Linked DNA regions of Homo sapiens: regions 1, 3 and 4 are each linked to region 2. Evidence: read pairs that join two places in POLR2A ChIA-PET (ENCODE). Cell type or tissue: HepG2. All regions are shown on one strand. Each heading gives the region's core, and the rest is flanking DNA. Links, peaks and the distances in the headings are about the cores only. Region 1 overlaps GSPT1 (G1 to S phase transition 1). Region 2 overlaps ATF7IP2 (activating transcription factor 7 interacting protein 2). Region 3 has its middle 88 kb from the start of GRIN2A. Region 4 holds the start of LOC107984877 (a long non-coding RNA gene).

Evidence for each region. Peaks named below come from ENCODE experiments on the same cell type or tissue, not always from the same donor. Only the 100,000 strongest peaks of a DNase experiment are listed, where the experiment ranks them.
Region 1: POLR2A ChIA-PET joins it to region 2 with 5 read pairs; 1 of 35 experiments calls an interaction of 5 or more read pairs at or near these places.
Region 3: POLR2A ChIA-PET joins it to region 2 with 6 read pairs; 1 of 35 experiments calls an interaction of 5 or more read pairs at or near these places.
Region 4: POLR2A ChIA-PET joins it to region 2 with 8 read pairs; 2 of 35 experiments call an interaction of 5 or more read pairs at or near these places.

What each region holds. Positions count from the first base shown.
Region 1 is chr16:11,863,769-11,871,893 of GRCh38, reverse strand. It overlaps GSPT1 (G1 to S phase transition 1), which reads left to right. Exons shown (of 15, transcript NM_002094.4): 15 at 1-3,766. Among named protein-coding and RNA genes, the nearest start is that of RSL1D1, 16 kb to the right of the region's middle. In HepG2, for the core only: no CTCF peak of the experiment used is centred there; DNase peaks (open chromatin) are centred at 1,923 and 4,293.
Region 2 is chr16:10,387,046-10,395,170 of GRCh38, reverse strand. All of the region lies in intron 1 of ATF7IP2 (activating transcription factor 7 interacting protein 2), which reads right to left. Among named protein-coding and RNA genes, the nearest start is that of ATF7IP2, 5.0 kb to the right of the region's middle. In HepG2, for the core only: no CTCF peak of the experiment used is centred there; a DNase peak (open chromatin) is centred at 4,110.
Region 3 is chr16:10,265,989-10,274,113 of GRCh38, reverse strand. No RefSeq gene overlaps it. Among named protein-coding and RNA genes, the nearest start is that of GRIN2A, 88 kb to the right of the region's middle. In HepG2, for the core only: no CTCF peak of the experiment used is centred there; a DNase peak (open chromatin) is centred at 4,283.
Region 4 is chr16:10,448,986-10,457,110 of GRCh38, reverse strand. All of the region lies in intron 8 of ATF7IP2 (activating transcription factor 7 interacting protein 2), which reads right to left. LOC107984877 (a long non-coding RNA gene) reads left to right here and starts at 2,009. Exons shown (of 2, transcript XR_007064983.1): 1 at 2,009-8,125. In HepG2, for the core only: no CTCF peak of the experiment used is centred there; a DNase peak (open chromatin) is centred at 4,220.

The DNA.
Region 1 (8,125 bases), core at 1,826-5,825, 1.5 Mb before region 2:
TTTGATGAACCACAGTGCAGCATTGTGTGGGTTTTAGATTGAATGACTCTCTGCTATAATTATCATGACTTTGAAATTTTTCATGAGAATAAATGAGGAATGGAGGCAATTTGTGGGTTTATCCAAAGCCCCCTTGATGTTGAGTGTTGCCATTGATCAAAGATAGCCTCTTTTAGATTGTGATTTCTCTCTAAATAAGATACTTTGTATATTTAATGACAAGTCTCTTCCCTATAATTTTGCTCCTCAGAAAAGAAAAGCCTAGACAGACTGTATTTCCAGTCACAGAACATAAAACTTAATCTAATGGGTGTTTTGTTTTGTTTTGAGACAGAGGCTCACTCTGTCACCTAGGCTGGAGTGCAGTGGCTCGATCTCAGCTCACTGCAGCCTCCACCTCCCGGATTCAAGCAATTTCCTGCCTCAGCCTCTTGAGTAGCTGGGATTACAGGAGCCCTCCACGAGGCCCAGTTAATTTTTGTATCTTTAGTGGAGACGAGGTTTCCCCCTATTGGTCAGGCTGGTCTCAAACTTCTGACCTCAAGTGATCCACTCGCCTCAGCCTCTCAAAAGTGCTGGGATTACAGGCATGAGGCGCCGCACTTGGCCTAGTGTTTTCTTAACTGTGAAATTCCCATTCATTTCTTGAATGAGGCTACATCTTATGGACAGAGCAAAGTTATTGTCCTACAGATTCTTAAAACTATAATTATGGCTATTGCATGAAATTTAAATAGATTTTATTATGTCTGCAAATCTCTGGGCTTTTATTTTTCTGGAAAATATAGGAGCTTTAATCAAAACATAATAGTTCTTTTTGTAATTCCATGTTAATAAAAACAAATACTAGCAATTGCTTGAATTTTAATGAATATTTAAAAGTTCAAGAGCCACGGAAATCACTTCCAGAGATAAGAGTTCCCTTTCTAAATAGAACACATTTTTAAAAAATAAGTTATGTTTGCTACTAAAACATTTACACTGTTAGACTATTATGTGCATGTTGCCAAGACTCTTAAGTAACTTGGATATCAACTGTGAAGGGCCTACCTCTAAAAAGTAACAGGTCATACAAATACAAATGTAACTGTAAAAATTCCACTGGATTCTTGCATATTTGCAAGATTAGATTATTCAAAAGAAATTTCAGTGCTAAAATTAACCAGCAACATAAGTTCTATGGGCTTTGAAAATTGTTCTCATCTTTTTAAAGTTGATGCATTTTCAATCCTGCTTACACAGGCTGTTCATTTGGATAAGTAAATAAAATGTCTAAGGTGAACTTGGCATTATGTGGAGATGTTGGACCGTTATAGAGCAATACAAATTCCTATGCTGTCATTCTGTTTTCTGCAAATGCAAACGTGCTTATATGGTCAACAGTGCAAAAATAGGGTAGTTGGCTGCATATTTAGGGTATTACCTAAGCATTTGTTCTCTAACGTTGCTCTACTAGAATGATTTTTTTCTTGCATCTTTTCACATTAATGATGTTCTTTATATAACTTTCATGCGATTATTTAGTTTTTTAAATTAATAAAGTGAATTTAAGAAATATTGAAATAAACATCTAAGTAATTGCCATTTTAAACCCTTGTTTCTTACTGTGGGAGAGGGGGAAATACAGCACTCATTTCTTGTTTTTAATTTGCAGAAGTAAGTGAAAATCTATGTAAAATCAAACCAAAAGAGTTGGACTGAGTGTGTATTGTCTTGAGATTAAGTGACAAATAGTAAAGTGTTACTGAGTAATTAAGCCCATGTATTTTTTTTTTGTGAGTTGAAAATCTTTGAAATATGTGATAACCGAATGTCAAAAGTTCCTAAACTCTAACAGTGCAGGTTGTTCACTGTAACGAGGTAACTCATATTTGCTGGTTACATAAACTACAAGTACTGCTCTCACAATATGGGACTTTGAACTGTGATGTAGTTCAACAGTTGCCGGCATCCTCTCAGCTGATACGCTGCGAATATTTTGGGTTAGACTTGCAGCCAGATGCAGTTTTGCAACCCAAGAAAAAAGTTGAACCTATGATCAAAAACTGCTCCCAAGATGAACCTGGAAAAAAATCAGCTAAGCTCCCTTGGCGATCTGCAGGAACACTAGTAATGACTGGAATTACTCCGTGATCTTTGATGACTATTACACATAACAGCACTCTAGCACCTTTTCTTACTGGCATGGACTTCCTCATGGACTGCTACTTCATGGATGATAGCTTCATTGCTTTGGGTAGGGATTTAAGGTAGTCAAGGGGAAAATACGCAGTTTTATTACAGGTCTTAACATCAGGCAACTTTCAACTTTAAAACCCTTTGTGAAAAATGTGGTTATAGCACTATAGCTCTGATTTTAGGATGGTTAAATGTTATATTCATTGTTGGCTTACCTTATCAAACTGTGCCATTAATCCTTTCACAGACATAGGTAAGGAAGAGAACAACCAGTGGATTCAGGGGACAATTATCTATCTCCAAATAATAGGCTTTTATTTCTTGCAGCTAACTTTTTCAGTGATTCTAGCAGATGCCATCTAGTACATCCTTGATCTTGTTTCTTTCGTGAGAGATCTCGCCATGGCAGCATCTTGTTAAGTAAGTGTAATTGCACATGCACAAAAGACTTAACTAGCTTTACATTTAGCAGTCAGTTGGTTAGATTAGGTTTCATAGTAAATGAATAGGAATAGAAAGAATAGGAAGTGTTTTTATTTTCCAGTAGTAATTCCGTGGATTCCATTTGACCCAGTTTACTATCAGTTCAGTTCAGGTAGATTTGGTTCAACTTTTGGTGGTTTTTGGCTCTAGGATATTCTTGACTTTAATATCCTAGAACTTACTGAGTCTTCCCTTCAATAAATACACTTCTCACATACCTCTAATCCTATGCTTCCTTGAAACAATAATGCTAGCTGAGTTGTTTACTAAGGATTATTATAAGGGCCTGAAGGTGTGGGAGTGGAGATTAATTAAAACCTTTATGTTCTCCAATATAAGGGAAAAGCAGGTTGGTACTACTTCTGATTAGGCAGAAAACACCAGGATTCCTTAAGTGATCCTTGAAATGGTTATTGTTTTCTGCCTTGTCACATTTGCCACTGTGCCCTTTAAAACGATGTGGAAACCTCAGGTTTGTGGACAGCACAGGTGGAATGACATCTTGTGCTTCCTGAGGCTCCCCTCTACCAGGCACATTAGCTTAGTGCTTCAGATGTCAGCCCAAGTCCTTGTTACCTCCTTTTCCTGCTGCCCAGGGAAGAGTGTGTGTGCTGGAGCTGGAGCGCTTGCACTCTTCAGGTGACTATTCTCACCTCCATTTCCTCCACATGCATTAGGTGAAACTGAGGTCTAAGCCTCCTGCAAGGTCTACATTTTAAGGACTCACACATCAGGCTCTCAGAAATGTACACAGGTATTAGTTCTGTTTGTTCTAAAGGAAATGTGGGTATCTCTCAGGCCAGGACTTAGTGACTAGTTTTCGCTAGACAGCAGGTTAATACCTAGATCTCATTTAAAAAAAAAAAAAAAAAACAGGATTAAAGGGAACTGATCAGGTTTGTTGAGTTTTTTAGCCTAATTCCAAAGCATGGAAGAGTGCTCTAGGTAGGAAAGAAAGCTTTTTCTTACGATTTGTAGCTACCTACTGTGCCTGACTTGGTGCCTGTGTGAGGATTAAGCCCTTAGTCTGCTCTTGCAATTATTCAAATGACAAATTAAATTTGCTTTTGTAATAACAATAAAAGTTGTCATCTTCCCTTTTGAAGGATTTGTCGTTTGTAATTACCTGTGTTGTAACAAGCAAAAACCATGCCCTTTTTTGTACAATCCTTTTATTTTTGTATCAGGTACTGGAACCATCTACCAAAAGGTTTGTTGGATGGATCTAATAAGCTCTGTCACATAAGGGATTCACAAACGTCATCTGCTTGCATATGGCATGCAAGTCTTTTGTATAATGTATACGACAACCTTAGGAAACAAAAATAAGAACCCTATAGGAAGTTAGGGATGCTGAATAATAAATAACTAGATCACAGTTATGTGGTTTTATGTGAACAGTAGAGTTGGGGGAAACGTCAATTATTATTAGAACTATGAACCTCTACATTCAGGATTTTTAATAAAGATCAAGAGACCAAATAGTGCTTGCCCTTTTCATTCAATGTGCAAGGGCAAGAAGAAGTTAATGATAAAGGTAACATACACAGTGGCTACTTGAATGACAGCAGTTCATTCCTGTGTACTAAGTTCCTGTTTGAACTGTCTTTAGGTGAATCGCTTTGAGGTTTTGGCAGTCAGCCTCTAGGTATTTGGCATTAAACCAATCATAGCTTAAAACTTGGGACCAAGCTTGCTATTAAAGTAGGGGTTCAGGCCAGGCACGGTGACTCATGCCTGTAATCCCAGCACTTTGGGAGGCTGAGGCGGGCAGATCACTTGAGGTCAGGAGTTCCAGACCAGCCTGGCCAACGTGGTGAAACCCAGTCTCTGCTAAAAAACACAAAAATTAGCTGGGCGTGGAGGCGTGTGCCTGTAATGCCAGCACTTTTTGGGAGGCCGAGGTGGGTGGATCACGGTGTCAGGAGATCGAGACCATCCTGGCTAACACGGTGAAACCCCGTCTCTACTAAAAATACAAAAAATTAGCCGGGCGTGGCCTGTAGTCCCAGCTACTTGGGAGGCTGAGGCAGGACAATGGCGTGAACCTGGGAGGCGGAGCCTGCAGTGAGCCGAGATTGCGCCACAGCACTCCAGCCTGGGCGACAGAGTGAGACTCCGTCTCAAAAAAAAAAAAAAAAAAAAAAGAGATCGAGACCATCCTGGCCAATATAGTGAAACCCCATCTCTACTAAAAATACAAAAATTAGCTGAGTGTGGTGGCGTGCGCCTGTAATCCCAGCTACTTGGGAGGCTGAGGCAGGAGAATCACTTGAACCCGGGAGGCAGAGGTTGCAGTGAGCTGAGATCGTGCCACTGCACTCCAGCCTGTTAACAGTCTTTAAAAAAAAAAAATGAAATTTGCTAGATGCAGTGGCACAAACCTGTAGTCCCAGCTACTCCTGAGTTGGCAAGATCACCTGAGCCTAGGAGTTGGAGGCTGCAGTGGGTTATGGTTACACGTGTGAATTGCCACTGCACTCTAGCCTGGGCAACATAGTGAGATGCTGTCTTTTTTTTTTTTTTTTTAAGTGAAATTCTTGTTACTGTCAATCTTTCCTTCAAATTGTTTCTGAAGGCTTTGTGCACCCACATTACTTGCAAGAAATATTTTCGTATGTTTTCTGCTAGGAATAAGAGACTGCCTATAACAAGTAAAATTCCTTTAGCTGATGGGTGTACTTTTTGAATTATTTGGAATATGATCCTTCTGTTAAATATTAGGCCAGGCCAGGCACAGTGGCTCACGCCTGTAATCCTGGCACTTTGGGAGGCCAAGGTGGGTGGATCACCTGAGGTCAGGAGTTCAAGACCAGCCTGGCCAACAGGGTGAAACACCGTCTCTACTAAAAATACTAAAATAAGCCAGGCATGGTAGTGCAAGCCTGTAATCCCAGCTACTTGGGAGGCTGAAGCAAGAGAATCGTTTGAACCCGGGAGGTGGAGGTTGCAGTGAGCCAAGATGGCACCACTGCACTCCAGCCTGCGCAATGGCAGTGAGACTCCATCTCAAAAAAAAAAAAAAAAAAAAAAAGGCCAAAAATTTCCTCTATCTGCAATGAGTCACATTTAATGTTTGTTAGCTGCACATTTTCTTAACATCCCATTGCCCACATTTGATCCCTTAACATTTGCCTTCAATGGAAATGATGATCATCAAACAGTAATATTAGTTTACATGTTTAAAGCATTTTCACTAAAAGTTCTGTTCTCTGGTTTGAGCTTAGTCAGGAGTCAAGCTACTGGTAATAACTCAACTGGTAAAAATAATTCAGAGGGCATAATGGAAAAAAAAACCATATTTAACTTGTTTTGTACCTTGTATATTTAGTTTGAAATTTTTAATGAGGATTTCCTCCCACTTAACTGGGCACAGTACTCCCAAAGGACTTTGTATTTGCTTATCAACTACACAAGTTCCACATTTCCAAATACAAGAAAATAATTTGAACGTTTCCACATGGAGATAAATAGGTGATGGATATCCCAATTACCCTGATTTGATTGGTACACATTGTATGAATGTGTCAATTATCACATGTACCCTGAAAATCTGTACCTCTATTATGAATTAATTTTTTAAAACTACAGAAGTTACTTAAAAGCAGTCGGTATCACTATCTTTGTTAATTCCCTGGCAAATACATCAGGTTTTAGGATAAAAAATAAATCTTCAAGATTTAGATTCTTAGGAGTATGATTTGTAAAGAAGTTCCGGAAGACAGATGTTGTATGACAAAGGAGAGGATTTTTTATTAAGGTAAAATTTGCATACAGTAAGAAGTACAGATCTTAAGTTTACAATGAGTTTGTCAAGTGTATACAACTGTGTAAACACCCCATCAACATGCAGAACACATCACCCCAGAAAGCTCTCCTGCTACTTTCCAACCAATCCCCTCTTGCCAAGGCATTCACTGTTTTGCCATCTATTATAACAGTTTTGTCTGTTTTTGAACTCTGCATAAATGGAATCACATAGCTTGAACTCAACTTTGTCATCTTTGGCACATTACGTTTCAGAGATTATGTTGTGTGTATCAGCAGCTCATTTTTTTTTTTTTTTTTTGCTAATACTCCATTTTATGAATATTCTCTAATTCAAATGATCTATCCTTGAAGGGAGATTTGATTTTGCTTTCCAATTAGCATTCTTTGACAGGTTAGTTGCAAATGCAAATACCTTTCTTCTGAATTTCTCTAATGCAAGGAAGTAAAACCAGAGAGAAAAGTCTCACCTCTTCTTCATCTACTTTTATAAAACTTAACAAGGATAAACAGATAATGTAGTGATCCTAATAGGTAGTGAAATAACATGAGCTCCCTTATCTCCCTTTCCAATCTTAAAGAGGGTCTTCCCTGTATTGCCTGTGAGGTACCATTTCTTTCCTTTCCTTTCCAGTCTCGCTCTGTCGCCTAGGCTGGAGTGCAGTGGTGGGATCTTGGCTCACTGCAACCTCCACCTCCCAGGTTCAAACAATTCTCTTGCCTCAGCCTCCCGAGTAGCTGGGATGACAGGCATGTGCCACCATGCCCAGCTAATTTTTGTATTTTTTTTTAGTAGAGACAGGGTTTTGCCATGTTGGCCAGGCTGGTCTCTAACTCCTGACCTCAGGTGATCCACCGGCCTTGGCCTCAAAAGTGCTGTGATTACAGGCATGAGCCACTGCGCCTGGCCTGAGGTGCCATTTCTAAATGATGTGCCAATTCTAAAACTGGATTGTCCCTGTGACTTTCATGTTGCTAGGGCTAACTTGCAGAACTAACCTGACTTGCACCTCTACTAAATAACTGTTTTAAACTTCAGGGCTAAGTCCTTTTCTTTTTCTTTTTTGGTAGATTTATTCAATTCTGTGCATGAATAACTCCTCTAAGTCCTTTTCTTTTTCTTTTTTGGTAGATTTATTCAATTCTGTGCATGAATAACTTCTCTAAGTCCTTTTATAGATCCCTGATTGATGACGTAGCATAATACTTTATAGCATAGTAGCTATTTAAAACTTTCCTGCCAGGCACGGTGGCTCACCCCTGTAATCACAGCACTTTGGGAGGCCGAGGCAGGTGGATCGCCTGAGGTTGGGAGTTCTAGACCAGCCTGGTCAGCAAAGTGAAACTCCGTCTCTACTAAAAATACAAAAATTAGCCAGGCATGGTGGCACTTGCCTGTAATCCCAGCTACTCGGAGGCTGAGGTAGGAGAATTGCTTGACCCCAGGAGGCAGAGGTTGCAGTGAGCTGAGATCGCGCCACTGCACTCCAGCCTGGGCAACAGAGAGAGGCTCCATCTCAAAAAAAAAAAAAAAAAACTTTCCTAGTTTGAACAAAGATGCACTTTGAGTTGTCATAACATTTACCAGTTATATACTGGTACTGGTTAAAAGAACACAGTCCTGCAAGTTGTCAGCTGGTTCGCGTCAATGATAAAAAGAGACTAATGGCATCCCTTTCAGCAAAGGGCAGGAGAA
Region 2 (8,125 bases), core at 1,702-5,701:
TTTTTTTTTTTAACTACTGGAAGGTCAGAAGTAATGTCCCCTCATTCATTCCTGATTTTAGTAATTTGAGTCTTCTCTCCCTTTTTTGTGCTCAGTTTAGCTGAATGTTTAATTTTCTTGATCGTTTAAGAAAATGATTTATGGTTTCCTTTTCTATTTTTGTCTATTCTATTAATTTCCACACTAATTTTTTCCTACATTCTGCTGACTTCAGGCTCAGTTTGTTCTTCTAGTTCCAGTTTTTCTTAAAAGGTCTAGGTTACTGATTTGAGGTCTTTTTTAATATAGCATTTATCACTATAAATTTTCTAAGAATTGCTGTAATTGTACCCTCCAAAACCTTTGATATGTTTGTCTTCATTTTCATTCACCTCAAAGTATTTTCTAATTAACCTCATGATTTCTTTGACCCATTATTTAGGAGTGTTAATTTCAACATATTTGTAAATTTCTCAAGTTTCTTTTTAGTACTGATTTCTGATTTTATTCACTGGTCAGATAATGTTCTTTCCCATAATTTCAGTCCTTTTAAGTGTGTTGGTTTGCTTCATGGCCTAGTGTGACTATATTGATGGATGTTCTACATACACTCCAAAAGTCTATTCTGCTGTTGTTGGGTGGACTGTTCAAAGATATCTCTTAAGTCTAGTTGGTTTAGTGTTGCTCAAGTCGTCTCTTGTCTCACTGATTTCCTCAGTTTTCTATCCATTATGACAGTGTTGTATTGAATTCTCCAATTATTACTGAACTGTGCATTTCTTCCTTCAATTCTGTCAATAGTTGCTTCATACATTTTGCTGCTCTCTTAGTAGGTGCATATATGTTTATGATTTGTATGCCTGAGGCACCAACTCTTCTGTCATTATAGAATGTCCCTATGTATCTCCAGCAATACTGTTTCAGTATATTTTGTCTGAAATCAGTATAGGCACGATAGCTTTACTATGGTTGCTATTTGCATGTTGTATCTTCATCTATCCTTTTACTTTCAGCCTATTTGCATCTTTGAATCCAAAGTCTGTCTCCTGTAAACAGCCTATAGGCCAAGGCTGTTTTTCCCTTCAGTATGAAAATCTCTGCCATTTCATGGGATTGTTTAATCCTTTCACACCTGACATTACTTGGTTGTTTTTGTTTGTTTAGAGATAGGTCTCTCTATCATGCACAGTGCTGAGATCAGAGCTCACTGCAGCCTTGAACTCCTGGGCTCAAGTGATCTTCCCACATCAGCCTACCAAGCAGCTGGGACTACACGTATGTGCCATCACACTCAGCTAATTTTAAAATTTTTTTGTAGAGACAAGGTCTTACTATGGTGCCCAAGCTCATCTCAAACTCCTGGCCTCAAATGATCCTCGGCCTACCAAGGTGCTAGGATTCCAGACATGAGCCACTGTACCTGGCCTTCATATTACTATTGACATACAGATGCTGTGTGACTTGCAGTAGTATTACATCCCAAAAAACCTATCAGAAATTGAAAATATCCTAGGTCAAAGATGCAGTTAATACAGGTACAACTAACCTACCGAGCATCATAGCAAAACCTAAGCCTACCTTAAACATGTTCAGAACACTCATATTAGCCTACAATTGAGCAAAATAATTTAACCCAAAGTTGATTTTATACTGAAGTCTTGAATTTCTCATGGCTTTATATTCTACCGAATGCCTATCACTTTCTGTAGCATCATAAACTAAAAATCATGTCAAATCACAATTCAGGGTCCACCTGTAGCTTGATTTATGTCTGCCTTTCACTTTTTGGCTTATGTCTCATGCCTTTTGTTCTATTCCTTTACTGCCATAGGATTTTTCCAATGGTGTCTTTTTTTTTTTTTTTTTTTTTTTTTTTGAGACAGAGTCTCACTCTGTCACCCAGCCTGGAGTGCACTGGCATTGAGGCAATCTCAGCTCACTGCAACCTCCGCCTCCCAGGTTCAAGCAATTCTCCTGCCTCAGCCTCCCAAGTAGCTGGGATTACAGGTGCCCACCACCATGCCCAGCTAATGCTTGTATTTTTAGTAGAGAGGGGGTTTCACCATGTTGGCCAGGCTGGTCTCAAACTTCTGACCTCAAGTGATCCGTCCACCTTAGCCTCCCAAAGTGCTGGAATTACAGGTGTGAGCCATCGCACCTGGCCTAATGGTTTCATTTTTAAAACTTCATTTTTCTTTTCTTTTGGAGACATGGATTCACGTTGTTGCTCAGGCTAAAGTACAGTGGGCATGAACACAGCTTACTGCAGCCTCAACCTCCGGGACTCAAACAAGACTCTAACCTGACCCTTCAAGTAGCAGGGACATCAGGGGCGCCCATCACACCCAGCTAATTTTTTTTTTTTTTTAAAGACAGAGTCTCACTATGTTGCCCAGGCTGGTCTTCAACTCTTGGGCTCAAGAAATCCTCCTGCATTGGCCTCCCAAAGTGCTGACATTAGACAATTTATGGGCCTGTGCCTGGCCTATAAATGGCTAACATTATGTTTATAATTTTTATATCAATGTTAATGAGAGATGGGTCTATTTTATTGGGTGTTGATATCAAAGGTTTGCTGACCTCATACAAACTACAAAGTCTTTCTAGTCTCTGAACAATTTCTGTGTGAATGGTGTTATTTTTCCTTAAATATTAGAATAATTAACCACTAATGCCATTTGGGCCTGGGGTTAACTTAGTGGTAAAGGTTTTCCATTAAAATTGAGGTAGAACCAGCTGGGAGCAGTGGCTCACACCTGTAATCCTAGCACTCTGGGAGGCCAAGGCTCAAACAGCCCAGGAGTTCAAAACCATCTTGGAGATGTCATCTCCAGTTTAAAAAAAAAAAAAAAAGGCCAGGCGCAGTGGCTCATGACTATAATCCCGGCACTTTAGGAGGCCAAGGCATGTGGATCACCTGAGGTCAGTAGTTCAAGACCAGCCTGACCAACATGGCGAAACCCCATTTCTACTAAGTACAAAAATTAGCTGGGCATGGTGGCGGGTGCTACTTGGGAGGCTGAGGCAAGAGAATCACTTGAACCTGGGGGGTGGGGGTTGCAGTGAGCTGAGATCTTGCCCGTTCACTCCAGCCTGGGGAAAAGAGTGAAAATCCGTCAAAAAAAAAAAAAAAAAGATAATACAACCATTCATACTTTTTATATCTTTTGGTGTCAATTTTACCTATTTTTCCATTTCAACACAATTTAAAATTTGTCAACACAAAGTTCTTATAGTATTCTCTAATTGTATGTGTAATACCTGTAGTGCTGTCCCTCCTTTTCTTTTTTTTTTTTTAAACAGAATCTCACTCTGTCACCCAGGCTGAAAGGCAGTGGCACGATCTCAGCTCACTGCAACCTCCACCTCCCGGGTTTAAGCAATTCTCCTGCTTCAGCCCTCCAGCAGCTGGGACTACAGGCGTGCACCACCATGCCCAGCTAATTTTTGTATTTTAGTAGAGATAGTGTTTCACCATGTTGGCTAGGCTGGACTTGAACTCCTGACCTCAGGTAATCCACCTGACCTGGCCTCCTAAAGTGCTGGGATTACAGGCATGAGCCACTGCACCCGGCCTCATTCTTGATATTAGTGATGTGCTTTTCTCTTTTTCTTGATCATTTTTATTAAACATGTACCAAGATTGTCAAAGTCAACAAAAATACAAAAAAGACAAAAAGAGGCTGTCAAAGTACTTTAAGTTTGCTAGCTTCCTATTATACAGTGTTCCATTTCATAATTTCCTGCCATATTCCTTTTCTTTTTTTATTTGACACAGAGTTTCACTCTTGTTGCCCAGGCTGGAGTGCAATGCAAGATCTCCGCTCACCGCAACCTCTGCCTCCTGGGTTCAAGTGATTCTCCCATCTCAGCCTCCTGAGTAGCTGGGAGCCACAGCGCCTGGTCTTTTTAAAATTTTTATTGCCCAGGCTGGTCTTGAACTTCTGGGCTCCAGCAATCCACCCACCTCAGCCTCCCAAAGTACTGGGATTACAGGTGTGAGCCCCCACGCCCAGCACATTTTTTTTTTTTTTTGAGACAGGGTCTCTCTCTGTGGCCCAGGCTGGAATGCAATGGCGCGATCATAGCTCACTGTAACCTTGAACTCTTGGGCTCAGCAATTCTCCCATCTCATTCTCCAGAGTAGCTAGGACTACTGGCGCATGCTACTGCACCCAGCTAATTGTTTTTCATAGCGATGGGGTCTCATTATGCTGCCCAGGCTGGCTTCAAATTCCTAGGCTTAAGTAATCCTCCAGTCTTGGCCTCCTAAACCATTGGGATTACAAATGTGAGCTACAATGCCCTACCCTCCTTCTGCTTTCTTTGCGTTTGCTTTGCTGTTCTTGTTGCAGCTTCAGGTAAAAACTCAGATATTTTTTCAGTCTCTCTTTTTCCTTTTCATTTTTAGAGTCACACTTTGTCACCCAGCTGGAGTGCAGTGGCATGAACACAGCTCACTGCAACCTCAAAATCCTAGGCTCAAGTAATCCTACTGCCTCAGCCTCCCAAGGAGGTAGGACTACAAGTGTGTCCCTCCATGGCTGGCTAATTTTACAAAACATTGTTTTGTAGAGACAGGGTCCTGTGTAATGTTACCCAGGTGGGTCTCAAACTCCTGACCTCAAGTTATCCTCTACCTTGGCCTCACAAAGTGGTGGGATTACAGGCATGAGTCAGCATGCCCAGCCTATTACCTTTTTTTCTAATTTCTCACTTAAAGCTGTAAATTTTCCTCTAAGCCCTACTTTAGTTGAGCCCACAAGTTTTGAAAAACTCTACCTTATAATTTGATATTTATCCAATATTCTCTAAGATGCATTGTAATTTTTTAACCTGTAGATTATTCACAAGCATGTTACTTTCCAAGCAATAACATATTTCCTGTATCTTTGTGGTTAAAAGTTAGCTTAATCTTTTTTCCTGTTATAGTTCGAAGTTATGGGTGCATGCTGATTTAGTTGGGTTTTTTCCTGCTTCATTGGGTTTCTCCATTATAAAACATCTCTGTTCTCCAGTGATGTTCTCCAAGGTAGTATCTTAATACATAATAAACACTTTAATAAGAACAATTCTCATTAAATTAAAAAAAACTACTGAACTGAATTTTTACTGTTACTCTTTTTAAAAAGTAAAAATTTAGAAAAAACCCATTTAACTAATCTTGTTCAAAGTCAGGTACTTCAGCCAATATTTGAACGGAGGGTCTTAAGACTCGAAGAAGTCTATCACAAACACAAAACAGTTATTATGAAGCGACAGGGCCCTTTAAGAGTTATATAGTGGTTAACAAAATAACAAAACTCAGGCCAGGTGGCAGTTAATCTCATAATGACCATGAAGTAATGCCAAGTGTGGTTCATAGACCAGCAGCATCCGCATCACCTGAATGCTAATAGAATTCTGACATTACTTTTTTCAAGTTTTATCAATGTAATAGTATAAAATGCTCATTATGAAATAAAGCAGTTGCTTGCCAGCACTCCCGAATATCTAATGGCAATCACTTTAATTTTAACAACTTGTTTTTAAAATCTCAGTATTTTAAAATATTTTCATACTGTTTCTTGAGTTACAAATTTTAGCCATGTCGATTTCCTGTAATTGCAGATGAAGATTTAGCTCACATATGTATTTTTTTTGGAGGTGGGTTGGAAACATTTTAATTGGATGGTAGGGGATGGTAACACTGGACGGGGAGCACTCACAGTTCCAAGAGTTTCCCTCCAAATTATAAAGACGTTCTTGTAATTAGCTAGATTTCCTATAGCCAGGTCTTATGCCCAAGGGAAGGAGGGGAGGATGTGAAAAGCACTGTGGTCTGCCCTCCTGTCATTCGTAGATCCAGTTCTGTAGTTCACACGTCTCTTACAGCTCATCGTATTTTCAGTTAAATCAATATTTAAGTTGTTATAAATATTCTCTATATAGCCAGATAGACTACCATGACTACACTATCTTTCTTTCACAGTAGTTTGTCTTTTCCTGGAGATATCAACTGAACCTTCTTATAAACCTAACCTTCACTTTCCAAATTGACCAGAACTGTCATATTATCAACCTTCCCTCCTAGTCTATGCTCTTTCAAGATCAAGCTTAAAGATCACCTCCTCAAAAAAACAGCCCCGAGAGAACTACTACTTCTTTATCTAAATTTCCCACTATAATTTTTTTTTTTTTTTGAGACAGTCTTGCTCTGTCGCCCAGGATGGAATGCAGTGGTGCGATCTCGGCTCACTGCAAGCTCCGCCTCCCGGCTTCACGCCATTCTCCTGCCTCAGCTTCCCGAGAAGCTGGGACTACAGGCGCCGGCCACCACGCCCGGCTAATTTTTTTGTATTTTTTAGTGGAGACGGGGTTTCACCATGTTAACCAAGATGGTCTCAATCTCCTGACCTCGTGATCCACCTGCCTCAGCCTCCCAAAGTGCTGGGATTACAGGTGTGAGCCACCGCGCCCGGCCTACAAATATTTTTTATATCTTCAGTGACATGCCTTTCTTACAGTAGTTTTAATGCTGTTTAATGAATATTCACTTAAAAAACAAACCTCTGGAAAGCCACCCAGAGTTATTCTCTCCTTAATAACAAGTACTGAAAAGCCTCCCAAAGTCACTGTCTCCTTAGTAAAGAGTACTAAAAAGGCCTTGGCAACTTTTGCCATGGCTATCTGATAAGCTATTTCACATCAGCATACTGTACACACTAGAGCCTCAGAGGTATACTAATGAAACTTATGACCACATTTAGTAGACACATATAATGCCTCTAAATAATTCATGGCTAACTTCAGTAACACCTCTCTAAACATTTCATGGCTTAATCAGAAGTTCAAAAAAATCCAATATATTATCTCCCTTTCCTCCAAAAAGTCATGGTTATTTCTCTCTAGACACTGGCTGACTCCAATCTGTCCCATCGTTGGTAAAAATGAAGATGAAAAACTATCCTAGTCTACTGTAAAGCAGAATAATTATCTAAATGATATAAAAATATGAGATAGGCCGGGCGCTAAGACTAGCGCCTGTCATCCTAGCACTTTGGGAGGCAGAGGCGGGCTGATCACCTGAGGTCAGGAATTCGAGACCAGCCTGGCCAACACGGTGAAACCCCATCTCTACTAAAAATACAAAAACTAGTCGGGCGCCTATAATCCCAGCTACTTGCAAGGCTGAGGCAGGAGAATCACTTGAACCCGGAGGGAGGAGGTTGCAGTGAGCCGAGATCGCGCCACTTCACTCCAGCCTGAGCCAAAGAGCGAATCTCTGCCTCACAAAGAAAAATAAATAAGTAAAATAAAATAAAATAAACGAGATAGATAAGTCACCGCAGTGTGTGTGTGTCCGGGTGGCGGGGGGAGGGGGGGGGAGTAAAATAGACTGACATAGAATGAGAGAATAAGATTTTTTGGTATTTTGTATCATCTCGCTCAACAATGAGAACTAATACTCTTGCGCATTTAAAGTTGTATTTTATTTTTAACTATCCAATATATTAAACTTTGATTACATCAAATGAAATAGATTGTGCACACTCACTATAAGAGAGCTATGATATATGCAGAAGCAAAGGTGCAGGGATCATGCAATAGTTTCGTACCAGATTTCAAGATACCAAGTAGCAAGGAAACACAATGGAATTGAAGGCTGAGGTGAAGTACAGGCATAAGGCAAGGAAAGCAGAACATTCAAGATGTACCTATATACACCAGTTCTTAAAACACGCAAATCATTTCCAATAAGGCACTGGCTCATGTATTTCTGTTGAGGCAGAAGTCAATCTTAGGATGTGGTCTGTACATATCTGCAGATAAGACTGAGAGTGAAGTAAATTTGATTAAGATCGGAGTCAACACTTCTACAAACGTATTGCAGAATAAACGAGCTAAGAAGAAAGGCATACTTCACAAAAGCTGAATTCAGTGTTATTAGTCCTTCATTCAGATGCTTCATTTTTGCATTTTCAATTGCTTTCCTGTGATATAACTTATCTTTATCTTGGTCTTCCCCATTTGTTTTGCAAATAGTTATGTCGCAGGTCATTTACTGGCTACAATAAATATGACAAAATCATAATAAAAACAGTATTAAGTCGCAATCTAGAATAACAATTTAAGTGAATATGACATAATTTTTCTAATGTGGACT
Region 3 (8,125 bases), core at 1,819-5,818, 120 kb after region 2:
TGAGCCACCGTGCCTGGCATATCTGCACATTTTTTTTTTTTTGAGGACAGCATTCGTACACCCTTGTATCATAACACCTTGTCAGATACATGGCAGATGCTCCATAAATCTTTCTTAGAGGCCAGGTGCGGTGGCTCACGCCTGTAATCCCAGTACTTTAGGAAGCTGAGATGGGTGGATCACTTGACGCTAGGAGTTCAAGACCAGCCTGGCCAACATGGTGAAACCCTATCTCTACTAAAAATACAAAAAGGCCAAGCGCGGTGGCTCATGCCTGCCATCCCAGCACTTTGGGAGGCTGAAGTGGGTGGATCACGAGGTCAGGAGTTCGAGACCAGCCTGGCCAACATCGTGAAACCCCATCTCTACTAAAAATACAAAAATTGGCCTGGCATGGTGGCATGTGCCTGTAGTCCCAGCTACTCTGGAGGCTGAGGCAGGAGAATCGCTTGAACCCAGGAGGCGGAGGTTGTGGTGAGCTGAGATTGTGCCTCTGCACTCCAGCCCGGGCAACAGTGAGACTCCATCCCCCCAAAAATAAAAAATAAATAAATAAAATTAGCCAGCTGCAGTGGCACGTACCTGTCATCCCAACCACTTAGGAGGCTGAGGTAGGAGAATTGCTTGACTCCACAGGGCGGAGGTTGCAGTGAGCCAAGATTGCACTACTGCACTCCAGCCTGGGTGACAGAGTGAGACTCTGTCTCAAAAAAAAAAAAAAAGTCTTTACTAGAGGAATGCCCGGAATTCTACCACTATTCGTTTATTCCATTTGGTTAAACATTGCATTCTTTCAAGAGGCCTCTTAAAATACAAACCACCTCAGTGACAGAACTATATTCAGGTCCTGGGTACTTAGATATTTAATTTTGTTAGTTTATTTAAAATAGGTGATTTATTTTCATGGTGCAAAGCTGTAAATGGATTTAGATAACCCAGCATCCTGATAATATTAGGTATCTATAAAAAAGGAGCCTGAAAGTAGAGAGAGACAAAACAGGGAAAGAGTTGGCTGGAGTACAAATGTATGTGCCTTTGTTATTTTGGTGTCTTTTGTTTTTTCTCCTACTCTCTGTCTCTGTCTATGTTATAGCATGTGGTTAAGTAAGTAAAAAACCAACAACACGTTTACTATCTTACCAAAAGTCATTGGTCTCACTACATGATTAGACATGGTAGGACACCTTTGTATTAGTCATATGTTTCTAAGTTGCAAGTAGCACAAATCCAATATTAAAAAGACACATAGGCCAGGCATGGCAGCTCATGCCTGTAGTCCCAGCTCTTTGGGAGGCCAAAACAGGAGGATAACTTGAGCCCAAAACAGGAGGATAACTTGAACCCAGAAGTTTGAGACCAGCCTGGGCAACATAGTGAGACCCGGTCTCTACCAAAAGAAAAAAAAATTTGCCAGGCACAGTGGCTCATGCCTGTAAGCCCAGCACTTTGGGAGGCAGAGGCAGATGGATCACTTGAGGTCGGGAGTTCAAGACCTGTTGGGAGCAAGCCCCCCAAAATCTGGCCATAAACTGGCCCCAAAACTGGCCATAAACAAAATCTGTGCAGCACTGTAACATGTTCATAAAGGCCCTAACGCCCAAGCTGGAAGGTTGTGGGTTTATGGAAATGAGGGCAAGGAACACCTGGCCTGCCCAGGGCAGAAAACTGCTTAAAGGCATTCTTAAGCCACAAGCAATAGCATCAGTGAGCTGTGTCTTAAGGGCGTGTTCCTGCTGCAGTTAACTAGCCCAACCTATTCCTTTAATTCAGCCCATCCCTTCGTTTCCGATAAGGGATACTTTTAGTTAATTTAGTATCTATAGAAACAATGCTAATGACTGGTTTGCTGTTAATAAATATGTGGGTAAATCTCTGCTCCGGGCTCTCAGCTCTGAAGGCTGTGAGACCCCTGATTTCCCACTTCACACCTCTATATTTCTGTGTATGTGTCTTTAATCCCTCTGGCACTGCTGGGTTAGGGTCTCCCCGACCAAGCTGGTCTCAGCAAAGACCAGCCTGGCCAACATGGTGAAACTGCATCTCTACTAAAAATACAAAAAATTAGCCAGGCAAGGTGGTGCATGCCTGTATTGCTAGCTAATTGGGAGGCTGAGACAGGAGAATCACTTGAACCTGGGAGGTGGAGGTTGCAGTGAGCTGAGACAGAGCCATTGCACTCCAGCCTGGGTGACAGAGGGAGACTCTAGCTCAAAAACAGAAAGAAAAAAAAATTATTTGGGCATGGTGGTTCATGCCTGTGGTCCCAGCCACTTGGGAGGCTGAGGTGGGAGAATTGCTTGAGCCTGGGAGGTAGGGGCTGCAGTGAGCTGTGATTGAGCCACTACACTCCAGCATGGGTACAGGCCCAATACACCTCCTCAATAAATAAATAAAAAAAAAAAGGCCTACATAAAAATAGCACTGACTGGCCGGGCGCAGTGGCTCATGCCTGTAATCCCAACACTTTGGGAGGCCGGGGCAGGTGGATCACGAGGTCAGGAGTTCAAGACCAGCCTGACAAACATGGTGAAACCCCATCTCTACTAAAAATACAAAAATTAGCAGGGCATGGTGGCGTGCATCTGTAATCCCAGCTACTCAGGAGGCTGAGGCAGGAGAATCACTTGAACCTGGGAGGTGGAGGTTGCAGTGAGCCGAGATCATGCCACTGTACTCCAGCCTGGGAGACAAAGCAAGACTCCATCTCAAAAAAATAAATAAATAAATAAAAAAGACTAGCACTGACTAACCTAACCAAAAAAAACTTTTTTTGAGATGGAGTCTCGCTCTGTCACCCAGGCTGGAGCACGGTAGCATGATTTCGGCTCACTGCAACCTCCGCCTCCTGGGTTCAAGTGATTATCATGCCTCAGCCTCCCAAGTACCTGGGATTACAGGCATGTGCCACCACGCCTGGCTAATTTTTGTATTTTTAGTAGAGACAGGGTTTCACCACATTGGCCAGACTGGTCTTGAACTCCTGACCTCAGGTGATCTGTTCACCTCAGCCTCCCAAAGTGCTGGGATTACAGGCGTGAGCCACTGCACCTGGCTTCTAACCAAAATGTTTATGAAGCTTCAGGCAAGGCTGGATCTCGGTGCTTAGGAAATGTAAAAATGTACTATCAGCCTTAGTCTTCGTGTTCCAGGCTGGGAAACCTAGAAAAACATATGTATTTCCCAATAATTTCATGAATAATTTCAAACCTGGGACTAATGTGAATTATTTCTGGTTGGCCAAGACTGGATCTTATGTTCATTCTTAGAGACAGAGCAAGGGGAAATCAGGATGCTGTTAGCAGAAGAAGGATGTGTTCTGGAAAGGCAAAACTACATCCTTCCATGACATCTTAACACTCATAAAACTCATCCAAGGCCTGGGTGAAAGCCTAACCATCCATTTGACTTTCAGTGTACTTTCTGAGCACTCATAGGTCAGACATGACTCAAAATTGCTGACACATCATTAGGAAAACTAAATTACAAATTCATAGTAGAGACAAGTATTGATTAAATAAGTTGATTAATTACCAGTAAGCCCAACTTCTCTTCAAATCAGAGCGTGGAAAGGAGGGTAGGGATATCCTGGTTGGATTCACTCCCAAACCATCATTCTACGGATGCCATTTTTACTGTAGATGTGTTGGTGTTTCTCACCTCCCTACTTTGTTTTCAGTCATTGCATCCCACTTTCCCTCTAGGGATCATACCCATAGTACACAGCCTTTTTGGCAGTTTCCTTGGCCATGTGTGGACATATGACTCACCCCAAGAGAAAATATTTTTTCTTTTTTTTTTTTTTTGAGACGGAGTTTCACTCTGATGCCCAGGCTGGAGTGCAGTGGCGCAATCTTGGCTCACTTGAACCTCCGCCACCCAGGTTAAAGCAATTCCCCAGGAGAAGATATTCTGACCCTTGTTAAAGAACAGTGCAAAAGTCTTTGTCCAAGAAACCACTGCAATGGGGTTTTGCAGTAGGAGAACGAGATTGGGATCACTTTCAAATACAACAAGGAAAAATGGGGGTTTATAGCCAAAGGGCAGGGTTGTGGTGGGAAGGATTAGTGGATGGAAAAGTACTATTAATTAGAGGATAGAGGAATTCTTGCTAAAAATGACCTAACAGGATTCTTGCTAAAGCCAAGCTAGGGTGGTCAGACATCACCTGGGGGTTGTGGGGAAGAAGACTTTGATTAAGTATTTGAGGATTGTCAGCTATAGCATGTGGGGATTCTGGCTAAATCAACATGACAGAAAATTTGCTAAAACTGGGAGATGCAAAGACAAACAAGGAAGTCCAAAGGTCAAGGCCAAGTTAGGAAGAGGGTTCAGAGGAGCCTGAGTAAAGTTTGGTCAAGGAGAGAATCTTTGTCAACAGCTCAGGGCAATACATTCTGAGGATGGTAATATAAAGTTTGAAATAAAAATAGGGCTGTAGAGCTGCTCTGATTTCTACTGTTTCGAGCCCAACTTCACAGCCTTTTTTTTTTTTTTTTTTTTTTTTTGAGACAGGATCTTGCGCTGTTACCTAGGCTGGAGTGCAGTGGTGTGATCACAGCTCACTGCAACCTCAACCTCCAAGGCTCAAGCCATCCTCCTACCTCAGCCCCTACCTCCCGCCTCTGTGCTGGGTAGCTGGGACTACAGGTATGTGCCACCATGCCCGGCTAACTTTTTTAATTTTTAGTAGAGACAATGTCTCACTATGTTGCCAAGATTGGGCTTGAACTCTGGGCTCAAGTGATCCTCCCGCCTTGACCTCCCAGGGTGCTGGGATTACAGGCATGAGCCACTGTGCCTAGCCACAGCCATTTTTTTTTGATTCTTCAAGTTACCTGATATCCTTGCCATTCATCCCTTTTCTTCACATGTTTGCTGGAACAAATTTCTGTTACTTGCACTCAAAGAACCTAACTAGTGTGATGCTGGCTTGCAATGTGATCTGAGCATGTTTTGTTAACTCTGTGTGTTGGCGTGTTGCTTTCTTACTCTATAAAATGAAACTATTAATTTCTACTTGAAGGGTTGGTGTAAGGATTCAAAACAAAATGGCTTAGTGCAATGACAGTATGTTTTCTATTAGTGAAAAATGTTTAAATTGGGGATCTGAGGGTGGGCTTCAGGTGTCAGTGAATCTACCAGAATTTATAGGCTGAATTATATTTATACGTGGGCATGTGCACGTATATGCATATGCAATTATTTAATTTTTTTTTTTTTTGAGAAGAAGCGCCATTAGAGTGTCCAAATGGTCCTTCATCCCACATTAGCTTAATCCTCCTAGCTCTGGGTGATTTGTCACCCAGACTCTTGTTTTTTTTTTATGAGACGGAGTTTTGCTCTCGTTGCCCAAACTGGAGTGCAGTGGCGCGATCTTGGCTCACTGCAACCTCTGCCTCCCTAGTTCAGGCAATTCTCCTGCCTCAGCCTCCCGAGTAGCTGGGATTACAGGGGTGCACCACCATGCCTAGCTTATTTTTTGTATTTGTAGTAGAAATGGGGTTTTAGCACATTTGCCAGGTTGATGTCGAACTCCTGACCTCACATGATCCACCCACCTCGGCCTCCCAAAGTGCTGGGATTACAGGCGTGAGCCACCGTGCCCGGCCGAGACTCTGTCTTAAAATAAATAAATAAATAAATAAATAGGAGAGCTGGCTGTTATCTCTGAAAGGCTTTCAAACTCCTGACCTCAAGTGATCCACCCGTGTTGGCCTCACAAAGTGCTGGGATTACAAGCATGAGCCACCATACCTGGCCTTCTTTCTTTCTTTTTTAAAAATATTGCTACGAGTTCTCGCTGTGTGGCCCAGGCTGGTCTCAAACTCCCGGCCTCAAGCGATCCTCCCCCTCAGTCTCCCAAAGTGCTGGGATTATAGGCATGAGCTACTGTGCCTAGACAGAAATGCCTTCATTTCTGACCTACAGTCCTGGGTATTGTATATCCCAGAAAAGGAAATTGGCATGCCTGAGAGAGCAAATGCCAGGGCTCCTGACCCCTACTCTGGTGTTCTTGCATCTATAGCACACAGAACTCTTCCACTTGGCCCTAAAGTCTTTCTTCCTTTTTTTTGAGACAGGGTCTCACTCTGTCACCCAGGTTGGAGTGCAGTGGTGTGATCCTTGCCCACTGTAACCTCTGCCTCCTGGATTCAAGGGATTCTCATGCCTCAGCCTCCCAAGTAGCTGGGACTACAGGCATGCGCCACCACACCTGGCTCTTTTTTTTTTTTTTTTTTTTTTTTTTAGACGGAGTCTTGCTCTGTTGCCCAGGCTGGAGTGCACTGGCACAATCTCCGCTCAGTGCAACCTCTGCCTCCCGGGTTCAAGCAATTCTCATGCCTCAGACTCTTGAGCAGCTGGAATTACAGGCACGCCCCATGACACCCAGCTAATTTTTGTATTTTTAGTACAGACGAGGTTTTACCATGTTGCCCAGGCTGGTCTCGAACTCCTGGCCTCAAGCGATCCACTCGCCTTGGTGTCCCAAAGTGCTGGGATTACAGGCCCGAGCCACTGCGCCCGGCCTATGTTTTGTATTTGTCGTAGAGACAGAGTTTACCATATTGGCCAGGCTGGTCTGGGACTCCTGACCTCAAATGATCCATCCTCCTCAGCTTCCCAAAGTGCTGGGATTACAGACATCAGCCACTGTGCCCAGCCTTCTTTTTTTTTTTTCTGAGACAGGGTCTTGTTGTCCAGGCTGGAGTGCAGTGGCACAATCACAGCCCACTGCAGCCTTGAACTCCTGGGCCCAAGCCATCTTCCCACCTCAGCCTCCCAAGTAGCTGGGACCACAGACATGCACCACTGAGCTGGGATAATTTTTTTTATTTTTATAGACATGGGGTCTTCAGCCTGTTGCCCAGGCTGAAGCTTCCACTCTTGTTGACAGTCTGGTTTCTCCAAAGTTGTTGCCAGGCATGATGAGATGGGTGATCAGCAGGTGCCTACAGATAAATCATTGGGAAGGCAGAGGTAGAGAAATGGCTGATAGACAGTTGATGCATTCTTCCAACCCCCTCCTAGCAAACGGCGTCCTAGTTTGGGGGGACTTGACTGATTGCTCTACCCCAGACTACGTAATTACCATTGCTACAGAAATGAGTGCTTTTATTTTCCACTGATCGTGGTGGTAAGGATGATACAGAGCCTAGCTTGGTGTCTGGTAGGTGTGAAGGCGGCACACTCATGCTCTGTGTGTATGATTGAAAGTGAAAATGTCTCTGAAGGGAGGATAGTTTGACAATATGAATCAGAATTTTAAGGATGAATACCTATTTTATTTTACTTTCAAATATTCAATTAATTTCAGAAAGATTTCTTTTACTTTCAAAATTTCAAGTAGTTCTCATTTGGGGGAAAATTTTTTAAAGAAAACTGTGTTGACACAAAGAATTGACATGTCAAATTAGATTTGTGAATCATGCATCTAATCTAACACTAAACCTAACCAATGATTAAAAATTACAAGCAAGGCTGGGCATTGTGGTTTATTCCTGTAACCCCAGAAGTTTGAGAGGCCGAGGTAGGAGAATCACTTGAGATCAGGAGTTCAAGACCACCCTGGGCAGCAGAGTGAGACCCCATCTCTGCAAATAATTAAAAAATTAGCTACGTGTGGCAGCATGCACATGTAGTCTCAGCTACTTGGGAGGCTAAGGCAGGAAGATCACTTGTGCCCAGGAGTTCAAGGCTGCAGTGAACCATGATCACACCAAAAAAATTAGCTGGGTGTGGTGGTGCACACCTGTAATCCCAGCTAGTTAGTAGGCTAAGGCACAAGAATTGCTTTAACCCGGGAGAGAGAGGTTGCAGTGAGCTGAGATTGCGCCACTGCACTTCAGCCTGGGTGATGAAATGAGACACTGTCTCAAACAAAATAAAGAGTTTTTTTATCCACTCACACATACTCTGAGCTCTTCAAACCATAGAGGTCAGGCTGTGTTAGGTTTTTGTCAACCTAAAATGATCAAAGGCTCAGGATCTAGTTGAAAGAGTTTATTCAAGTGCAAAGTGTGAGGGCACCATCGGGGACACAGACACCAAAGAACAGGGCTCCGTGTTCCAGGTGAAAAGTGAAAGATCTCTTACCCAGGCAAACACGAAAGTGCTGAACAGTTTA
Region 4 (8,125 bases), core at 2,145-6,144, 61 kb before region 2:
GACAACACTTTATTCCTATTAGACTAACTTTTAGGAACTAATAAACACTATATTTAAGAAAATTTTACTTTTGTTATACTTTTAATAAAGACTAGAAATAACTCAGATTGCTAACTTGCTCTTCCAATTGTTGAGTTTATTTAAAACTTGAAGCTGAAACATTCAGTGTTCTCAGCTTTGGTTGAGAACTTGCAGCATTTTATATATATGTAAATATATATGTACATTAATTCAAAAGGATCAAGGACAGCATGAACAAAAATGCACTAGGTGCCATGGAAGCTGGGCACCCATCTGTTGCCCCAAACCTGTAGCAGTGGTGGCTAACCCCCCAATTCCATACTGGTAGGATTAGGGGGCCCAATTCACCACAGCAGCACTATCAGTTGGGTGCTCATCTGACATCTGGGGCAATGGCAGGCCCAATCCATTGCAGTGGTAGTGACCATAGGCCAACTTTTCCTGAATTTCCCACCCAATGGCACTGGGGATTGAGGTGGCACCGGCAGGGGCTAAATGGGAGACCCAGTGGAGCCAGAAGAATGAAGCTAAGCAGTATGGCACTGTAAGAGCTCTGAAAAGTAAACTGTCATTGAAACTGCAGCTTAAAAGAAGAGGCCAGGATCTACACACTAAACCTAAACAGGGGAACTTCCTGCTGAAAGGGAGTCCTATGCTTAGTGTTTTCAAAGAGCCCTCCCTGTGACTGGATACTGAGACATTTGATCCTTCCAAGGCACTAGCAAAAGGGTGTCCAGCCAAAATCTTGACTTTCTCTCCGGGGCATACTCTTCTGATAGTGAGCCTCTTAGAGTCTTCTGCAATCTGGTCAGGCTGAGAATTGCCTAAATCATTAAGTCCTGGTTCCTTTCTGCTAAACAGTTTGTTTCTTCTTCAATTTTTCTCTTTTTTTTTCTCACATTGTGAAAAGAAGCAAGAGGAAATCAGGCCAAACCTTCAACACTTTGCTTAGAAACCTCATACACCCCGGTAATCCCAGCTACTCAGGAGGCTAAGGCACGAGAATTGATTGAACCCAGGAGGCGGATGTTGCAGTGAGCCGAGATTGTGTCACTGCACTCCAGCCTGGGCAACAGAGCCAGACTTTGACTCCAAAAAATAAAAAAAGAAATAAAATCTCATAAGTCAAACAAAATCCAAATTCATAGTTTACAAGTTGTTTTCCATATAATGTAGGATACAATGCAACTAAACTTCCTGCCACTACGTAACACAAATCCCCTTTCCTCCTGTTTCCAATAACATGTATCCTCATTTCCTTTCAAGTCCTCACCAACAATGCTTTTAATGTCTATATTTCTATCAAAAGTTTGTTTATGAAGATCTAGGTATTAAGTCCATGGTAGGTTTTCTCCACTGTGCTCATTTCCTTTTAACCTCCACGGGCAGTCTTTAACTTCCAAATTTCTACTAAGAGTCTGTTCAAGGTAATCTAGGCTTTTTATAAAGCATGCTCCTCAAAACTCCTCTAGTCTCTATGCATTACCCTACTCAAAAGCCACTTTCACATTTTTAGGTATTGGTTACAGCAGCACCCCACACTTCCTGGTACCAAATTCTTTGTGAATTTCCTGAAGTTACCTTAACAAATTACCACAAACTGCATGACTTATTTTATCACAGCTTTAGAAGCCAAAAGTTGGAAATCAGTTTTACTAAGCTAAAATCAAGGTACTGGCCTTCCTTCTGGAGGCTGCCTGCGTTTCTGGACTTGAGGCCCTCCTCCATCTTCAGTGTACTTCATTCCAGCCTCTGCTTCCATTGTCCCATTTCCTTTTTCTGCCTTTGACCTTCTTGCCACTTTTTTTGTAAGAACCCTTTTGATTAAAATGAGCCCACACAGATAATCCAGGATTAACTACCCATCATCTCAAGGTACTTAATTTAATAATACCTACAAAGACTCTTTTCACCATGTAAGGTAACATATTCACAAGTTCTGGGAATTAGGTCATGGACATCTTGCAGGGACCATTTTTTCCATCTACCATAGCTGTAGAAGGTCGAAAAAACACTATCAACCATCTTGGCACAATTAACTCAAACATGACATTTACAGAACATTACAACCAACATTCTGTACATGGAACATTCGTCAAGTAAAATAATATGCTGGACTATAAAATAAGTTTAACTTTCAAAATTTAAGTTTTACATAGTATGTTCTCTGACCAAATGAAATCAGGTATTATAAAAATAAAATACCTAGAAGTCACAAATATTTTGAAATTAAACACACACTTCCAAATAATTCATATGTCAAAGAATACAAGGAACATTATAAATCATTTTGAACTGATGGAAAACAAAGATATGATGTATCAAAGATTATAATATTTGCATTAAGAAGTACATAATCTAACCACTAAGAAGATGCTTAGAATAAGTGATACTTAGAAGGAAATTCAGCTTTAAATGTTTAATGTTAGAAAAGGTCTCTTAAGAACCTGGAAAAAGAACAAATTATAACTAAAGTCAGTAAAAGAAAGACAATAAAGAAAAACAGGAATCAAAATAAAGAAAACAAATGATAGAAATAACAAAATCTGGTTGATCAAGAAGGAAAAATAATAAATATACAGATTAACCCACATCAGAAACAAAGTACAGTGATACACTGTAGAACCCCAAACATTAAAAGGACAAGTGAATTTTTTTTTTTTTTTTTTTTTTTTTTTTTTGAGATGGAGTCTCACACTGTCACTGGGCTGGAGTACAGTGGCACAATCTTGGCTCACTGCAACCTCCGCCTCCCAGGTTCAAGCGATTCTCCTGCCTCAGCCTTCCAAGTAGCTGGGATTACAGGCACCTGTCACCATGCCCGGCTAATTTTTTGTATTTTTAGTTGAGACGGGGTTTCACCGTGTTAGCAAGGCTGGTCTCGAACTTCTGACCTTGTGATCTGCCCGCCTCAGCCTCCCAAAGTGCTGGGATTACAGGTGTGAGCCACCGCGCCCAGCCTAGGACAAGTGAATTTTACTGATAACTTTATGACAGTGAATTCAATAATTTAGATAACATGGATAAATTCCTTACAAAGATAACTTGCAAAACTGATAAAAGATGGAAAAAAAAAAAAAACTGAATGGCTCTGTACCTACGAAAGAATTGGATTTTCAAGTAAAAGCCTTCTTACGAAGAAAGCTGTGGGCCAGGCGTAGTGGCTCATGCCTGTAATCCCAGGACTTTGGGAGGCCAAGGCGGGTGGATCACCTGGGGTCAGGGCAGGCGGATCACATGAGGTCGGGAGTTCAAGACCAGCCTGACCAACATGGAGAAACCCTGTCTCTACTAAAAATACAAAATTAGCCAGGTGTGGTGGCGCATGACTGTAATCCCAGCTACTCGGGAGGCTGAGGTAGGAGAATTGCTTGAACCCAGGAGATGGAGGTTGCGATGAGCTGAGATTGTGCCACTGCACTCCAGCCTGGGCAACAAGACTGAAACTCCATCTCAAAAAAATAAATAAACAAAGAAAGCTCCTTGCTCAGTTTTCAGAATCTAAGTGCTGAGTATACAAGTATTCACTATAAAATTATTTCGGATTGCTGGCAAGATGGCTGAATAGGAACAGCTCCGGTCTGCAGCTCCCAGTAAGATTGATGCAGAAGGCAGGTGATTTCTGCATTTCTAACTGAGGTACCTGGTTCATCTCATTGGGACTAGTTGGACAGTGGGTGTAGCCACAGACAGCGAGCTAAAGCATGGTGGGGCTCTCACCAGGGAAGCACAACGGGTCAAGGAATTCTCTTCCCTACCCAAGGGAAGCCATGATGGACTATGCCGTGAGGAACGGTACACTCCAGCCCAGATACTGCATTTTTCCCACAGTCTTCACAACCCACAGACCAGGAGATTCCCTCCGGTGCCTATGCTACCACGGCCCTGGGTTTCAAGCACAAAGCTGGGTGGCTGTTAGGGCAGACACTGAGTTAGGTGCAGGAGTTTTTCTTTTCCATACCCTAGTGGTGCCTAGAATGCCAGTGAGAGAGAACCGTTCACTCTTCCTGCAAAGGGGGCTGAAGCCAGGGAGCCAAGTGTTCTGGCTCGGCAGGTCCCACCCACACGGAGCCCAGCTAGCTAAGATCCACTGGCTTGAAATTCTCGCTGCCAGCACAGCAGTCTGAGGTTGACCTGGGATGGTCAAGCTTGGTGAGGGGAGGGGCATTGACCATTGCTGAGGCTTGAGTAGGCGGTTTCCCCCTCACAGTGCAAACAAAGCCACTGGGAAGTTTGAACTGGGCCGAGCCCACTGCAGCTCGGCAAGGCCACTGTGGCCAGACTGCCTCTCTAGATTCCTCCTCTCTGGACAGGGCATCTCTGAAAAAAAGGCAGCAGGGGCTTATAGATAAACCCCCCATCTCCCTGGGACAGAGCACCTGAGGGCTTCAGTAGACTTAAATGTCCCTGCCGGACAGGACTCTGAAGAGAGCAGCAGATCAGTGGATCTCCCAGCACAGCATTTGAGCTCTGCTAAATGTCAGACTGGCTCCTCAAGTGGGTCCCTGACCCCCGTGTATCCTGACTGGGAGACACCTCCCAGTAGGGGCCAACAGACACCTCATACAAGAGAGCTCTGGCTGGCATCTGTCAGTGCCCCTCTGGGATGAAGCTTCCAGAGGAAGGAACAGGCAGCAATCGTTGCTGTTCTGCAGCCTCTGCTGGTGATACCCAGGCAAACAAGGTCGGGAGTGGACCTCAAGCAGACCTGCACCACAGGGGCCTGACAGAAGAGTAACAAACAGAAAGGAATAGCATCAACATCAACAAAAAGGACGTCCACTCAGAGACCCCATCCGAAGGTCACCAACATCAAAGACCAAAGGTAGATAAATCCACAAAGATGGGGAGAAACCAGCCCAAAAAGGCTGAAAATTCCAAAAACAAGAACGCCTCTTCTCCTCCAAAGGATCACAACTACTTGCCAGCAACAGACCAAAACTGGACGGAGAATGAGGGTGACAAGTTGACAGAAGTAGGCTTCAGAAGGTGGGTAATAACAAACTCCAATGAGCTAAAGGAGCACTTTTTTTTTTTGGGACGGAGTTTTGCTCTTGTCGCCCAGGCTGGAGTGCAGTGGAGCGATCTCGACTCACTGCAACCTCTGCCTCCCGGGTTCAAGCGATTCTCCTGCATAGCCTCCTGAGTAGCTGGGACTACAGGCGTGCACCACCACGCCCAGCTACTTTTTTGTATTTTTAGTAGAGATGGGGTTTCACTATGTTGGCTAGGGTGGTCTTGAACTTTTGACCTTGTGTCCATCTCGACCTCTCAAAGTGCTGGGATTACAGGTGTGAGCCAGTGTACCCAGCCTAAAGGAGCATCTTCTAACTCAATGCAAGGAAGCTAAGAGCTTTGAAAAAAGGTTAGATAAATAGCTAAGTAGAATAACCAGTTTAGAGAAGAATATAAATGACCTGATGGAGCTGAAAAACACGGTATGAGAACTTCATGAAGCATACACAAGTATTAACAGCTGAACTGATCAAGCGGAAGAAAGGATATCAGAGATTGAAGATCAACTTAATGAAATAAAGTGAGAAGACAAGATTAGAGAAAAAAGAATTTTTGAAAAGGAACGAACACAGCCTCCAAGAAATATGGGACTATGTGAAAAGACCACACCTATGTTTGATTGTTGTACCCGAAAGTGACAGGGAGAAGGGAACCAAGTTAGAAAACACTCTTCAGGATATTATCCAGGAGAACTTCCCCAACCTAGCAAGACAGGCCAACATTCAAATTCAGGAAATACAGAGACCACCACAAAGATACTCCTGGAGAAGAGCAACCCTAAGACACATAATCGTCAGATTCACCAAGGTTGAAATGAAAGAAAAAATGTTAAGGGCAGCCAGAGAGAAAGGTAAGGTTACCCACAAAGGGAAGCCCATCAGACTAACAGCAGCTCTCTCTGCAGAAACCCTACAAGCCAGAAGAGAGTGGGGGCCAATATTCAACATTTTTAAAGAAAAGAATTTTCAACCCAAAATTTCATATCCAGCCAAACTAAGCTTCATAAGTGAAGGAGAAATAAAATCCTTTACAGACAAGCCAATGCTGAGACATTTTGTCACCACCAGGCCTGCCTTACAAGAGCTCCTGAAAGAAGCACTAAACATGGAAAGGAACAACCAGTACCAGCCACTGCAAAAACATACCAAATTGTAAAGACCATTGACACTGTGAAGAAACTGCATCAACTAACCGGCAAAATAACCAGCTAGCATCATAATGACAGGATCAAATTCACACATAACAATATTAACCTTAAATGTAAATGGGCTAAATGCCCCAATTAAAAGACACAGACTGGCAAACTGGATAAAGAGTCAAGACCCATTGGTGTGCTGTATTCAGGAGATCCATCTCACATGCAAAGACACACACAGGCTCAAAATAAAGGGATGGAGGAAGATCTACCAAGCAAATGGAAAACAAAAAAAAAAGCAGGGGTTGCAATCCTAGTCTCTGATAAAACAGACTTTAAACCAACAATGATCAAAAGAGACAAAGAAAGGCATTACCTAATGGTAAAGGGATCAATGAAACAAGAAGAACTATCATAAATATATATGCACCCAATGCAGGAACACCCAGATTCATAAAGCAAGTTCTTAAAGACCTACAAAGAGACTTAAGACTCTCAGACAGTAATAGTGGGAGACTTTAACAACGCACTGTCAATATCAGACAGATCAACGAGACAGAAAATTAGCAAGGATACTCAGGACTAGAACTCAACTCTGGACCAAGTGGACCTAATAGACATCTACAGAACTCTCCACCCCAAATCAATAGAATATACATTCTTCTCAGCACCTCATCATACTTATTCTAAAATTGACCACATAACTGGAATTAAAACACTCCTTAGCAAATGCACAAGAATGGGAATCCTAACAGTCTCTCAGACCACAGTGCAATAAAATTAGAACTCAGTATTAAGAAACTCACTCAAAACCACACAACTACATGGAAACTGAACAACCTGCTCCTGAATGACTAATGGATAAATAACAAAATTAAGGCAGAAATAAAGATGTTCTTTGAAACCAATGGGACCAAAGACACAATGTATCAGAATCCCTGGGACACATTTAAAACAGTGTTTAGAGGGAAATTTATAGCACTAAATGCCCACAAGCGGGAAAGATCTAAAATCGACACCCTAACATCAAAATTAAAAGAAGTAGAGAAGCATGAGCAAACAAATTCAAAAGCTAGCAGAAGACAAGAAATAACTCTAAGATCAGAGCAGAACTGAAGGAGATAGAGACATGAAAAACCCTTAAAAACAAACAAACAAACAAAAAAATCAATGAATCCAGGAGCTGGTTTTCTTAAAAAAGATCCAACAAAATAGACCGCTAGCCTGACTAATAAAGAAGAAAAGACAGAAGAATCAAATAGACACAATAAAAAATCATAAAGGGGATATCACCACTGATCCCACAGAAATACAGACTACCATCAGAGAATAATATGAACACCTCTATGCAAATAAACTAGAAAATCTAGAAGAAATGTATAAATTCCTGGACACATACACCCTCCCAAGTCTAAAGCAGGAAGAAATCGAATTCCTGAAAAGACCAATAACGAGTTCTGAAATTGAGGCAGTAATTAATAGTCTACCAACCAAAAGTCCAGGACCAGATGGATTCACAGCCAAATCCTACCAGAGGTACAAAGAGGAGCTGGTACTGTTCCTTCTGAAACCATTCCAAAGAATAGAAAAAGAGGGAATCCTCCCTAATTCATTTTATGAGTCCAGCGTCATCCTGATACCAAAACCTCACAGAGACACAACAAAAGAAAATTTCAGGCCAATATCCCTGATGAACATCAATGCGAAAATCCTCAATAAAATACTGGCAAACTGAAACCAGCAGCACATCAAAAAGCTTATCCACCACGGTCAAGTTGGCTTCATACCTAGGATGCAGGGCTGGTTCAACATACACAAATCAATAAACTTAATCCATCACATAAACAGAACCAATGAGAAAAACCACATGATTATCTCAATAGATGCAGAAAAGGCCTTTGACAAAATTCAACACCCCTTCATGCTAAAAACTCTCAATAAACTAGGTACTGA